Regions from separate parts of the Homo sapiens genome. Here region 1 is linked to region 2. Evidence: chromatin contacts called from ENCODE Hi-C or POLR2A ChIA-PET data. All regions are on one chromosome and are shown on one strand. Each heading gives the region's core, a stretch centred on a gene start or an enhancer-like site at or near the end of the contact. The rest is flanking DNA. Distances are from core to core; before and after follow the strand shown.

The links. Hi-C counts contacts between places; a loop is a spot of excess contacts on that map. ChIA-PET counts read pairs that join two places held with the same protein, here RNA polymerase II (POLR2A). Pooled maps may share reads with other maps.
Region 1: a map of endothelial cell of umbilical vein shows a loop between it and region 2 (5-fold over the local background). The contact joins two enhancer-like sites. A Hi-C loop is called at or near these places in 3 of 168 maps with a recorded cell type or tissue (Calu3, endothelial cell of umbilical vein and sigmoid colon) and 3 of 50 pooled maps. POLR2A ChIA-PET finds 5 or more read pairs at or near these places in 6 of 52 experiments (Caco-2, H1, MCF 10A and 3 more).

Annotation. Positions count from the first base shown.
Region 1 is chr12:95,165,236-95,171,758 of GRCh38, forward strand. All of the region lies in intron 3 of FGD6 (FYVE, RhoGEF and PH domain containing 6), which reads right to left. Among named protein-coding and RNA genes, the nearest start is that of FGD6, 49 kb to the right of the region's middle. Within about 2 kb of position 4,301, at least 4 of the 41 ENCODE cell types and tissues checked have a DNase peak (open chromatin) inside an H3K27ac peak, as active enhancers do; they include endothelial cell of umbilical vein, where a contact is called at or near this core.
Region 2 is chr12:95,113,911-95,120,973 of GRCh38, forward strand. The region is part of intron 8 of FGD6 (FYVE, RhoGEF and PH domain containing 6); the gene reads right to left. Among named protein-coding and RNA genes, the nearest start is that of NR2C1, 44 kb to the left of the region's middle. RefSeq lists an enhancer at 830-1,563. Within about 2 kb of position 4,666, at least 10 of the 41 ENCODE cell types and tissues checked have a DNase peak (open chromatin) inside an H3K27ac peak, as active enhancers do; they include endothelial cell of umbilical vein, where a contact is called at or near this core.

The DNA.
Region 1 (6,523 bases), core at 3,051-5,550, 51 kb after region 2:
GTTCCAAGGCAAGTTACTTAACTTGTATAAGACTCCTTTTCTTCATGCAACATGAAGAAAAACAGTACCTATGTCAGATGTGTATCAATTTTCTTTTTTTCTTTTTTTTTTTTTTGAGACAGTGTTTCACTCTTGTAGCCCAGGCTGGAGAGCAATGGTGCGATCTCGGCTCACTGCAACCTCCGCCTCCTGGGTTCAAGGGATTCTACTACCTCAGCCTCCTGAGTAGCTGGGATTACAGGCATGCACCACCACGCCTGGCTAATTTTTTTTATTTTTAGTAGAGACAGGTTGGTTTCTCCATGGTGGTCAGGCTGGTCTCGAACTCCCGACCTCAGGTGATCCGCCAGCCTCAGCCTCCCAAAGTGCTAAGATTACAGGCATGAGCCACCGCGCCCGGCCAATTTTGTTTTTTCCTAAGTGAGATGAGGCCTCCCTGTTGCCCAGGCTGGAATGCTGTGGCATGACCTCCACTCACTGCAACCTCCATTTCCTAGGTTCAAGTGATCCTTCCACTTTAGCCTCCTGAGTAGCTGGGACTACAGGCATGAACCACCATACCTGGCTAATTTTTTGTGTCTGTTTTTTTTTTGTAGGCATGGGGTTTTGCCATGTTGTCCAGATTGGTCTCGAACTCCTGGGCTCAAGAGATCTGTCCACCTCAGCCTCCCAAAGTCCTGAGATTACAGGTGTGAGCCACCATGCCTGGCTTGTTTTTTCTTTTTCTGTTTTTTTTTTTTTTTTCAATAGGGTCTTGCTCTGTTGCTCAGGCTGGAGTGCAGACTGGAGTGCAGTGGCCTGAATATAGCTCACTGTAGCTTCAACTTCCCAGGGGCTTGCCCCACCACACCTGGCTAATCTTGTTTATTTTTTGTAGAGACAAGGTCTCACTATGTTGCCCAGCCTGGTCTCAAGCTATCCTCCTTCCTTGGCCTCCCAAAGTGCTAGGATTATAGGCATGAGCCACCATACCCAGCCTGATATCACCGACTTTTCCTGAGTTGCTAGAAAGCCAAATTTGTGGCCCATCCTCAGCTAATGAATAGGACTACATGATATACATTACTCTGTACAAATCTTCCATTAGCACTATTGTTTTTCCTTCAGCAAGGTTTATTTTATAACAGCTTTGTTGAGATATAATTCATATACTACAAAATAGGTTTTTACCCTTTTAAAGCATACAATTCAGGCCAGGTGCAGTGGCCCATGCCTATAATCCCAACACTTTGGGAGGCCAAGGCAGGAGGATTGCTTGAAGCCAGGAGTTGGATGCCAGCCTGGGCAACATGGCAAGACCATGTCTTTAAAAAAAAAAATTAGCCGGGCATGGTTGTGTATACCTGTAATCCTAGCTACTAAGGAGGAAGGGACGAGAGATCACTTGAGTCAAGGAGGTTGAAGCTGCAGTGAGCCATGATCTCACTACTGCACTCCAGCCTGGGTGACAGAGCGAGACCCCATCTCAAAAAAAATAAATAAATAAATAAAAAGAAACTCCATGCCCATTATCAGTCATTCCTCATTCCTATTTTATGGCTGAATAGTATTCCATTGTAGGAATATAAAGCATTTAGTTTATCCACTCATCATTTGATTAGTATTTGGGTTCTTTCTACTTTTTTTTTTTTTTTTTTTTGAGTCAGAGTCTCACTCTGTTGGCCAGGATGGAGTACAGTGGCATGACCTTGGCTTGCTGCAACCTCTACCTCCCGGGTTCAAGCAATTCTCCTGCCTCAGCCTCCCAAGTAGCTGGAATTACAGATGTGCACCACCACACCTGGCTAATTTATGTACTTTTAGTAGAGACGGGATTTCACCATGTTGGTCAAGCTGCTCCCGAACTCCTGACCTAGTGATCTGCCCACCTTGGCCTCGCAAAGTGCTGGGATTACAGGCATGAGCCACTGCACCTGGCCCTTTCTACTTTTTTGACTATTATGAATAATGCTGTTATGAACATTCCTCTACAAGTTTTTGTGTGGACATATGCTTTCATATCTCTTGGGTGGATACCTAAGAGTAGCATTGCTAGGTCATATGGTAACTCTACATTTAAACTTTTCAGAGCTGCCAGACTGTTTTCCAAAGTGGCTGCACCATTTTAGATCCTATAAGGACTCCCATTTCTCCACATCCTGACTAGCAGTTGTTACTGTACATCTTCTTGATTATGGCTACCCTAGTGGGTGTGCAGTGGTACCTCACTGAAGCATTGCTTTGTATTTCTTTAACGGCTTATGATGTTGAACACCTTTTTACATCTTTATTGGCCACTGTATATCTTCTTTAGTCTATTCAGATTCTTAAGCCTGGGTGATTGATCTTTTTACTGTTTGAGGTTTTTTTTTTTTTTTGAGATGGAGTCTAGCTCTGTCACCCAGGTTGGACTGCAATGGTGTGATCTCGGCTCACTGCAACCTCCGCAACCCGGGTTCAAGCAATTCTCCTGCCTCAGCCTCCTGAGTAGCTAGGATTACAGGCATGCACCAACACACAGGGCTAATTTTTGTATTTTTAGTAGAGATGGGATTTCACCATGTTGGCCAGACTGGTATCGAACTCCTGACCTCAAGTGATCTGCCCGCCTCGACCTCCCAAAGTGCTGGGATTACAGGTGTGAGCCCCCGCGCCCAGCCAAACCACCGCACTGGGCCTGAGTTGTTACATTTAGGTCTATAATCCATTTTGAGTTAGTTTTTGTGTATGTTGAAAGGAAGGGGGTCCAATGTCATCCTTTTGCAGGTGGATATCCAGTGATTCCAGCACCATTTATATGTTGACAACCTGATTTCTTTAAAAAAAACATTTTGACTTTTTGTATTACACACATTTTTTTTAAGTCACCTGAAGTCAATTGTGAAGTGATACTCGTGTAAATAAACTGACTTTAAAAAATTACTCGACCAAGGTCATACAGTTAGTAAGTGACAAATCTAAGACTAAAACCCAGGTCTTAGGATGCCAAATTTCAAGTTTTCCCATTAAACAAAATACTACCTTACATGTAAATAAGTTTCATATTTACTCATCAAAGATAAGAAAAGCCAAGCCAGAAACAATATATTTATTGGTAAGATTACAGAAAGCTTGATTTGAGATGTTTAAGATTTGGCTTGCTTATTTTCATAAAAATCGTTAATAGCAGCCAGGCGCGGTGGATCACGCCTGTAATCCCGGCACTTTGGGAGGCCAATGTGGGCAGATAACCTGAGGTCAGGAGTTTGAGACCAGCGTGACCAACATGGAGAAACTCCGTCTCTACTAAAAATACAAAATCAGCTGGGTGTAGTGGCGCATGCCTGTAATCCCAGCTACTCAGGAGGCTCAGGCAAGAGAATCACTTGAACCCTGGAAGCAGAGGTTGCAGTGAGCCGAGATCACACCACTGCACTCCAGCCTGGGAGACAAGAGTGAAACTTCATCTTAAAAAAAAAAAAAATCAATAATAGGTAAAAATCTACTAAGCATTCACTTTGTGTTAAGCTCTGTTCTAAACAGTGTATAATCACTTAATAATCACAACAATCTTAGAAAATAAAGTCAAGTGTCCACTTTTTTTCCTCTTCTTTTTACAGATGGGGAAACTAAGGCAAAGTAAAATTAAGTAAGTTGTTCAAGATCACAGAGCTAGTAAGTGGTGGGAACCCAGGCAATCTGACTCCAAAGACCGTGTTCTAACAACTATGAAAGCAAATTACTTAAGAGAAGGGCATTCACCAGGCTGTGGCCAGATGGATTAACAAGTGTCTGGAAAGAAAGAGACTATTCTATTAGTGCTATTGTTGTCTCAGATGAAGAGACAGAAAGAGAAAATTCATTAGCGTGGCTGAGAATTCTAAAGGAGGGAAATTATTAGTACTAGTGGCATCAGGTAAAAAATGTTCAATGTCCATAATTAGGGGTGGAGGGTATTGGGAATATTTAATGGGTACAAAAACACAGTTAGATAGAATGAACAAAATCTAGTATTTGATAGCACAACAGAGTTATTACAGTCAACAATTTATTGTATATTTTAAAATAAGAGTATAATGGGAATGTCTGTAACACAATCACATAAAGGCTTGGTAAATGCTTGAGATGATGAAAAAAATAAATGTACTCTGTTGCACTAAAAACAATGTCCATGATTAACTAAAGAAATAGTCCTTTAAAAAAAAAAAGGATAAAAATTTAACAGGGCTACTGCAATATAGCACAACTAATAACATAAAACAGTAATATAAATACAGGAAGGGAAAGGAAAGGCAGGCACAAACGCAGAGGAAGGAACCCTGGGAGTCTCCACTGCCCACAGAATGAGTGAGTCAACCAGGCGGTGTTATCACAGGATGTGTTGGAAACAGACATAACACTGCTGGGTTAAAGATTAATCCTTCCTTTATACGATGTATCAGTGAGATCCCTGATAGAATGTGGAAACCAATTTTGGTCAGTGCTCCAAGAAGTATGGAAAGAAATGGGAAAAGATTCACGCAAAACAAACAACTAGACCAAAACAATAGAAAAGAGTGTCTGCTAGGAAAAGAAAAAACTTGGGAGTTGCTTTTCAAAGAGAGTCAGGATTGATTTAATTATGGCCCTCAAGAAGACAATTTGAGGCCAGGCGTGGTGGCTCACACCTGTAATCCCAGCACTTTGGGAGGCTGAGGCGGGTGGATCACCTGAGGTCAGTAGTTTAAGACCAGCCTGGCCAACATGGTGAAACTCCTTCTCTATTAAAAATACAAAAATTAGCCAGGTATGGTGGTGGGTGCCCATAATCCCAGCTACTCGGGAGGCTGAGGCAGGAGAATCGCTTGAACCTGGAAGGTGGAGGTTGCAGTGAGCCGAGATAGTGCCACTGCACTCCAGCCTGGGAGACAGAGCAAGACTCCGTCTCAAAAAAAAAGAAGACAATTTGAATGTTCTTCCTCAAATTCTTCACAGGCTTTGGTTCTTTCCAGTCATTTAAATCCCAGGCAAATATCATTTTCTAAGAGGCTTTTTCCCAAAGTACCTTCCTGGGTTTGTAGCACATCACTCTGATTTGTTTCCTTCATAGCTTGTAACACTCTGAAGTTCTTCCTGATTATGATTAAGCACAGTAGGTTCCTCTTATCCTGTTAGAACATAGGCTAGGCCGGGCAGGGTGGCTCATGCCTGTAGTGTTAGCACTTTGGGAGGCCCGAGGTGTGTGGATTACCTGAGGTCAGGAGTTCGAGACCAGCCTGGCCAACATAGTGAAACCCCGTCTCTACTAAAAATACAAAAATTAGCTGGGTATGGTGATGGGTGCCTGTAATTCCAGCTCCTCAGGAGGCTGAGGCAGGAGGATCACTTGAACCCGGGAGGCAGAGGTTGCAGTGAGCCGAGATCGCGCCATTGTACTCCAGCCTGGGCAACAAGAGCGAAACTCCTTCTCAAAAGAAAAGAACGTTGGCTACATAGAAGCTTAGAACCTGAGTACTGCTTATCTCTAGTAAATACCAGTGGTACCTGGAACATAGTGCAAATTCTATAAACATTTGTAGAATCTATGTCCATGAAGCTGCAACATGGAAAACGAGCTTTCAAATTAAAGCAAGACAGACACCAGTAAGACACAAAAGGAATTACTTGATAGTCAAAGTAAAATCTATACATTGCTGAGTGCTGTGGGTCTTTAAGAAGAGAGTCACTCATCTGTCTTAGGGGTTTTACAAATTCACTAGCCTAAGTAATTTATAGTGGTTATTCCCAACACCATGATTTAATACTTCACAGCATAGAAATGAAGTCTGGCTAGTTATAAATAAATGATCACTGAGCTATTATGTGCCGATCAATATTCTAATGCTTTCCATGTATCAGATTATTTAATCTTCACAATTCTATGAGTACTATTCTTTTTTTTATCTATAAAATGGTACTCTTTAGTCCCAAAAGGTTAAATAATTGGCCCAAAGTTGACCAGATCATAGCTGGTGGATCTGGGACTTAAATTCAGACTGCTGCACGTGGGCCATTCATTTAAGCCTGAAGATAAATTTAAACAGGGCAAAAATATTAAACAGGAAGAACAATAGATTGATAAAATTATGGCACAGGAATTAGGCGAAATTATGGCACATGAATTTTCTCCATGGCTTGCTATGCTATGTGGATCTTTTCAAATTCCATATTGCTGTAACATTCCTGGGGATATTGTTGATGTACTAACTTTTTCCCTTTAATAATGTCTCTTAAAAAATGTGGTTTCAAATGAAAGAGATAAATATATTCATGCCAAACTAGAGAGACATTATAATGAACCCCTGCATCATGCATCTTTTTTGAGACGGAGTCTCACTCTGTCACCCAGGCTGGAGTGCAGTGGCGTGATCTCGGCTCACTGCAAGCTCCGCCTCCCGGGTTCACGCCATTCTCCCGCCTCAGCCTCCTGAGTGGCTGGGACTACAGGTGCCCACCACCATGGTCGGCTAATTTTTTGTATTTTTAGTAGAGATGGGGTTTCACTGCATTAGCCAGGATGGTCTTGATCTCCTGACCTCATGATCCA
Region 2 (7,063 bases), core at 3,416-5,915:
ACATTGGTTATTTTAGAGATGAGGAATCAGATTACTGAGCAAAGGATCTCACCCAACTCACACAACCTCTAGTTGGCAGAGCCAGCATGAGAATTCAGGTCTCCTAATGCCCAATTCAGCTTTTATCCCAACACATAGGAAGTACTTTAATCTTGAGATCAGACACACGTCTAGTATAAAATTCTAAGGCATTAATCCAATCCCTAAAAGTCTCCTGGATTTGTTAATCTAAGAGTCTAACAATGCTCAGGACACCAAGGGAACTCAATATATGTATTTAAACAGGTGGTTTTCAAATGGGGACAAATTTGCCCCCTAGGGTACATCTGGCAATGTCTGGAGACAGTTGTGGTTGTCATAACTGGGGAAAAGCGGGGGCTACTGGTGGCTAGTGGTTAGAAGTCAGAGATGCAGACTGGACTCGGTGGCTGATGCCTGTAATCCTAGCACTTTGGGAGGCCAAAGGGGGTGGATCACTTGAAGTCAGGAGTTCAAGACCAGCATGGCCAACATGGGGAAACCCCATCTCTACTACACACACACACACACACACACACACACACACACACACACACACACACACGTCAGACGTGCTGCTAAATATCTTATAATGCAGCCCTGCAACAAAAAAAAAAATTATCTGACCCCAAATATCAATAGGTCTGAAGTTGAGAAACCTTGGTTTGGATAAAGATAGTCTGTAAATAAGTAATATGGTATATAGTAGTTCTTGTAATACAGAAAAAGAGGTAATAGAAGAACCTATATTTAATAAATCTTTAACACCAAGGTAAGTCATGGAATTTCAAGGCAATACTTCCTTCTCTGTTGAGAAATGCTGGATGGCCTCCCATTACCTGTTAAATTAATACAAATTCCTTTCTGGAATTTAAAGCCCCCTGCTACATGGTCCCTATCAATTTTTCTCTCTCTCTTGCTACTGCCTAAAATGGGCCCTTTGTTCTGACTAAATTTGATCTGTGCAACCCCTTAAACACTCCCCATGTGTCCCCCTGGCTTCACACCTTTTGTCTCTAATAGTCCCTTTTTCTCCATCCCTTCCTCTGTCTCGCTTATACAAATTCTACTCACACTCTTCAAGGCTCTTCTTAAATGCCCCTTCTCTTACAAAATTTCCATTTGAAAGAAACGTTTTCTGCCTTTGAATAACACATGACACAGCAGTCTCACTTTATGCTTCTATCATTTTCTTTTTCATTAGACTCAAAGCTCCTTGTGAGCAAGTCATCTGACACATCTTTCTCTCACATAGCACTTAGTCAGGGGCTTTGCACAAAGGGGACAATAAATGCTTACTGAATAAAAACAGTTCACTTACTCATTCAAGACAGAGTCTCACCCTGTCGTCCAGGCTGGAGCACAGTGCTGCAATCATTGCTCACTACAGCCTCAAATTCCTGGACTCAACCAATCATCCTGCCTCTGCCTCCCAAATAGCTATGACTACTGGTGTGTGCCTCCATGTCTGCTTTTTTTTTTTTTTTTGCAGAGGCAGGGTCTCGCTTTATTGCCCAGGCTGGTCTTTAACTCCTGGCCTCAAGCAATCCTCCTGCCTTAGCCTACCAAAGTGCTGGAATTACAGGCAGTGAGCCACTGCACCTGGCCAAGAATATATTATTTTTTAGATAGGATTGTATTTTAGTTGAGGTAAAAGGCAATAAATGCTGAAACCAATTCTAATGCCAGTGGGAACTGAGGAAATGAAAGGAGGAAAGGTGTGTTCAGTGACTGAATATATCTTTATCAGACCCAACTGCTAGTTAGTACTATTATGGAATAGATACAACTTCATCTCATGGATTTATGACATCATGCTCAGAGGAACAAAGGAAAACAGGGGTATTGGTGCCAGATCTTCAAACATAACAGATGACACAAACACGCGCCCAATTGCTGAAACTTCGTAAGTCTTTGAGACAGTGATCTAAGAGCCTGTGTGAGTCTAGACGTGCACCTTATAAATATCCAGCACTGGCAATAAGCCATGGTGAGATGTTATGTATAAACATATTAAGCTTCCCTGCGCCATGGCATAGGTTCTATCTTGCCAGAGACCATCGCTAGCAATTTAGATCTTAATCTGAATGAAGAGAGCATCCCCCGCAAAATATAAAGGAAAAATGAAGTGGGCACACACAAAAAATAAAAAATTCCCAAATTAACAAAATACATAAGTTATATGTTACACTTAGCCCCATCTGGAGATGAAAATAAATATTCTCACTCTGACCCCACTCAGAATGCATTCAATATATTACATAATCCGTGTCTGGTGAGTGCAAACATTTAACATTTCTATGGCTGACAGTTGACAGGGTTGGGGAGACAAACTTACCCTACCCTCCCTATTAGATGTTCTCAAACCCTAAGCTACCTCATTAATCAAGTGATTTTCCTTAAGCTGTTAGATAGTTACTATATCTTGTTGTGGGAAGGAATGCAGATTTACCTAAATATTGGACTCATGGCGACTTCCTAGTTTGTCTTAAATTTCTGTTTTTTAATACAGAAGTATATCCATGAAAACAGAGACATTTCTCTAAACCAAAAGGGCTCCCCAGAAGATGTCCATATTAGGAAATCCTGACCTCAGAATCACTGTGCTGAGCCTCATAAACTTCTAAGTTGCATTTTCTTTGCTTGTACTCAAACATGAACTTTTATGAACACAGTTGAAATACACTGAGCAGAAAACCCACCGTTAACACGTTGCAACATCATGCTATTAATCAAGGAAGTAACGGAGTTAGGTTTACCCTCCTTGCCAATTTTTAAAAATATCTTTATGGTCTACAAAATCCAACTCTCCAACTTATCCATCCATCCATCCATCCATCAACCCATCCATCCATCCATTCATGTTTTTAGGGCATCTTCTTGCAGTATATCTTTTTGAGAACTTTTACCTTGGCAAAGAGAGCAGGGCCTGGATCTCCTTAAACAGTTAAGAATCACCTGGGGCCTTAACTGCAGCATAAGAATGTGACTGATCACCCTGAGTCAGATGGGAGGAACAGGAAACCAGTAGCTGCCCCAGTAACTGTTATAACCCAGGTGAAACCCAGGAAAGGAGACCAGACAGACACGCCTATATTGGTCATAGTGAACCACCTATTACCTATCACTTAGGACCTGGTATTCGGCAGAAGCTTTCCTAATAACAACGAGGAGAGCAGTCATTTCAGTTTGCCATGTTAGACTGGTAGTATTCTATGACCTTTCTGCTCCTGCCAAAACAAATTGAGCATTATTCAAAACTTCACTAATAAAACTGCCTCAAATGCCACTGAGGTTATTTTTATCAAAGGAAAAAAAAAGCAGATGTTGGTTCAGCATGTAGGTACACTACAAAATGTACTCTCTGGCCACCAGGTGGCATCACTGATTAATAAAAGTTAATTAACTCCATCACCATCACCCAACATGAGTAGCAAAAAATTAACTGGAACACAACATACTATGTGCAACTTCTAGGGATATGCAAGCTGCCTTTTTTTTTTCTTTCTTTTTTTGGAGGGTCTCGCTCTGTTGCCTAGGCTGGAGTGTGCAGTGGTGTGACCAATGCTCATTGTAGCTTCAATCTCCCAGGCTCAAGTGGCTGTCCCACACCTCAGCCTCCCAAGTAGCTAGGACAACAGACCTGTACTACCACGTTGGGCTAAGTTTTTGATTTTTTGTAGAGACGATGTCTCACTATGTTGCCCAGGCTGGTCTTGAACTCCTGAACTCAAGTGATTCTCTCACCCTGGCCTCCCAAAGTGCTGGGATTATAGGTGTGAGCCACGGTGCCAGTACAAGTTAATTTTGTTCTCATATAAAATGCCCAAGGCCACCGGGCGCAGTGGCTCATGCCTGTAATTCCAGCACTTTGGGAGGCCGAGGTGGGCGGATCATGAGGTCAAGAGTTCGAGACCAGCCTGGCCAACATGGTGAAACCCTGTCTCTACTAAGAATACAAAACTAGCTGGGCATGGGGGCGCATGCCTGTAATCCCAGCTACTCAGGAGGCTGAGGCAGGAGACTCGCTTGAACCTGGGAGGCAGAGGTTGCAGTGAGCTGAGATCGTGCCACTGCACTACAGCCTGGGTGACAGAGCAAGACTCTGTCTCAAGAACAACAACAATAACAAATTCCCACGGCCAGGCATAATGGCTCATGCCTGTAATCCCAGTACTTTGGGAGGCTGAGGTGTGCAGATCACTTGAGGTCAGGAGTTTGAGACTAGCCTGGCCAATATAGTGAAACCCCATCTCTACTAAAAATATAAAAATTCACCAGGCATGGTAGTGGGCACCTGCAATCCCAGCTACTCAGGAGACTGAGGCAGGAGAATTGCTAACTCAGGAGGTGGAGTTTGCAGTGAACCGAGATTGTACCTCTACACTCTAGTCTGGATGACAGAGCGAGACTCTGTCTCAAAAAAAAAAAAAAGAAAGAGAGAGAGAGAAAGGATGAGGACCCAATATATACTATATCTTGTTGGAAATCTAAGTTTTCTGTATAAGGGTTCCCAGGGAGCCTTACCACCACTCATTGATTACCTAATCAATACATAACCAACTTAGAGCAGAAACTAGTCGGAAGTCCTGTTAACCATTAATAAAAATTAGTCATCTGTGGGAATCTGGGACTTTTTGCATTCAACACCCAGTCAGATTCCTGGACCGTGCACTGAGAAATGTTTGGCAGCAAAGCACAGAGGAAATGAGTGTATAGGAGGGATAACATTCCAAAGTCAAGTGTTTTGAATTTGAGGACATGTCTTGCTTTGTATTTTTCAGATTTCTTCTTTCCTCCATAAATATGTAGTGGGATCAGCAACACATACAGAATTATGGGATCCAGAGAAAAGTAAGTCTAGTCAATATGACTTTGTAAAGTTTTATGAAGTTTCAGATTTTGCAAGAAACAACCTAAAATTAGCCTGACTTGTGAAACAAAGTACTGATCATTTTAAATACCAAAAACAAGCATCAAGTGTCAACTTACAAAACATACTGACACTTCAAGGCAGCTTGGCGAAGTGGTCAAGAGCCCTTGCTCTGGAATTAGAAGACAGAAATTCCTGGGCCAGGTGCGATGGCTCATGCCTGTAATCCCAGCACTATGGGAGGCCGAGGTGGGAGGATACAGCCTGGGCACATAGTGAGACCCATCTCTAAGTCTTTAGATGATGATGATGATAATAATAATAAAGATAGAAATGCTTACTCTGCCTGGTCCAGCCACATCTAGTTGAGGCATGGGACTTTGGCCATGCCCCATAGCATTTTTGTGTGTTAATATCCTCATGCATAAAATAACTAGGCTGAACCAGAATGAAAACTGTAACGATTCTCATTCCAAAATATCATGAAACATATTTTGTTGAATAAAATAAAAAATGAAAAATTTGAAAAATTAAATAATGAGGAAAACTTAAACTATGAACATCTCTGAGAAAAACAATTACTAAACTATTTCCTTGTTTTTATAAATGCTTGATTTGACTTAAAAACCATCCTAGGGGTATATCATACAGTACTTAGGTGTTCTATTAGCTCTTTAGTGCATTTAATTTGTTTTGGCTATTTACATAAGTAGGATGGCAATACAACCTTATCTCCCCATATAGTCCTGCCTTATACCTGCTGTCCAGGCATAATTATAAATACTGTCCTCTTTTACTTTTGTAAGTTAATGGGTTTGGATTTATAAGTAACACTGATTAGCACTGTCGGCTGGTGTGGTGGCTTACACCTGTAATCTCAGAACTTTGGGAGGCCGAAGTGGGCAGATCACCGGAGGTCAGGAGTTTGAGACCCGCCTTGCCAACATGGCAAAAACCTGTCTCTACTAATTAGCTGGGGGTAGTGGCACACGCCTATAATCCCAGCTACTCGGGAGGTGGAGGCAGGAGGATCGCTTGAACCCAGGAGGCAGAGGTTGCAGTGAGCCAAGATTGTGCCACTGCACTCCAGCCTGGGTGACAGAGCAAGACTCCATCTCAAAAAAACAAAAATAAAAATAAAAAAATAGGCCAGGTGCAGTGGCTCATGCCTGTAATCCCAGCACTTTGGGAGGCTGAGGCGGGAGGATCACGATGTCAGGAGTTCGAGACCTCCCTGACCAACATGGTGAAACCCCATCTCTACCAAAAATACAAAAGTTAGCCGGGTGTGGTGGAATGCTCCTGTAGTCCCAGCTACCCAGGAGGCTGAGACAGAAGAACTGCTTGAACCCAAGAGGCGGAGGTTGAAGTGAGCTGACATCACGTCACTGCACTCCAGCCTGGGTGACAGAGTGAGTCCGTCTCAAAAATAAATAAATAAAAATAAATAAATAAATAAATAAATAAAGCATGCCTTCTTCCATATTTCAGATTCTTTTCTTGGGATCAGGGAGAATAATTTATTTATTTATTTATTTATTTTTTATTTTTTTTGCTTCATGATTTGTGATATAGAAAAAAATTAAAGTTAAAAAAAATTTTAGGCTGGGCATGGTGGTTCATGTCTGTAATCCCAGCACTTTGGGAGGGTGAAGGAGGTGGATCACCTGAGGTCAGGAGTTCAAGACCAGCCTGGCCAACATAGCGAAACCCTGTCTCTACTAAAAATACAAAATTAGTAGGGCATGGTGGTGTGCGCCTATAGTCCCAGCTACTCGGGAGGCTGAGGCAAGGAGAATTGCTTAAACTCCGGAGGCAGAGGTTGCAGTGAGCCGAGATCGCACCACTGCACTCTAGCCTGGGTGACAGAGTGAAACTCCACCTCAAAAATAAAATGAAATAAAATAAAATATTAAATTATTTTTGGGTGCTTGATACATATCACAAAAAACCTTTCCTAAAGGGATGTGAAACTTTTAATACAAATATATGAGAATAACAGTTTCAGTAAATGCCAATTTTGTGTGCTGCAGTTTTTTATTGCTAATAGAATTGGTAACTGTTTTATTTGATAGTTATCATTCGAAGGACACAATACACCACTATATATTTATTATGTGCTCTTTTTTTCTAAGTTATTATATTTGTTCATATTTTTAGTCTAGATGTCTA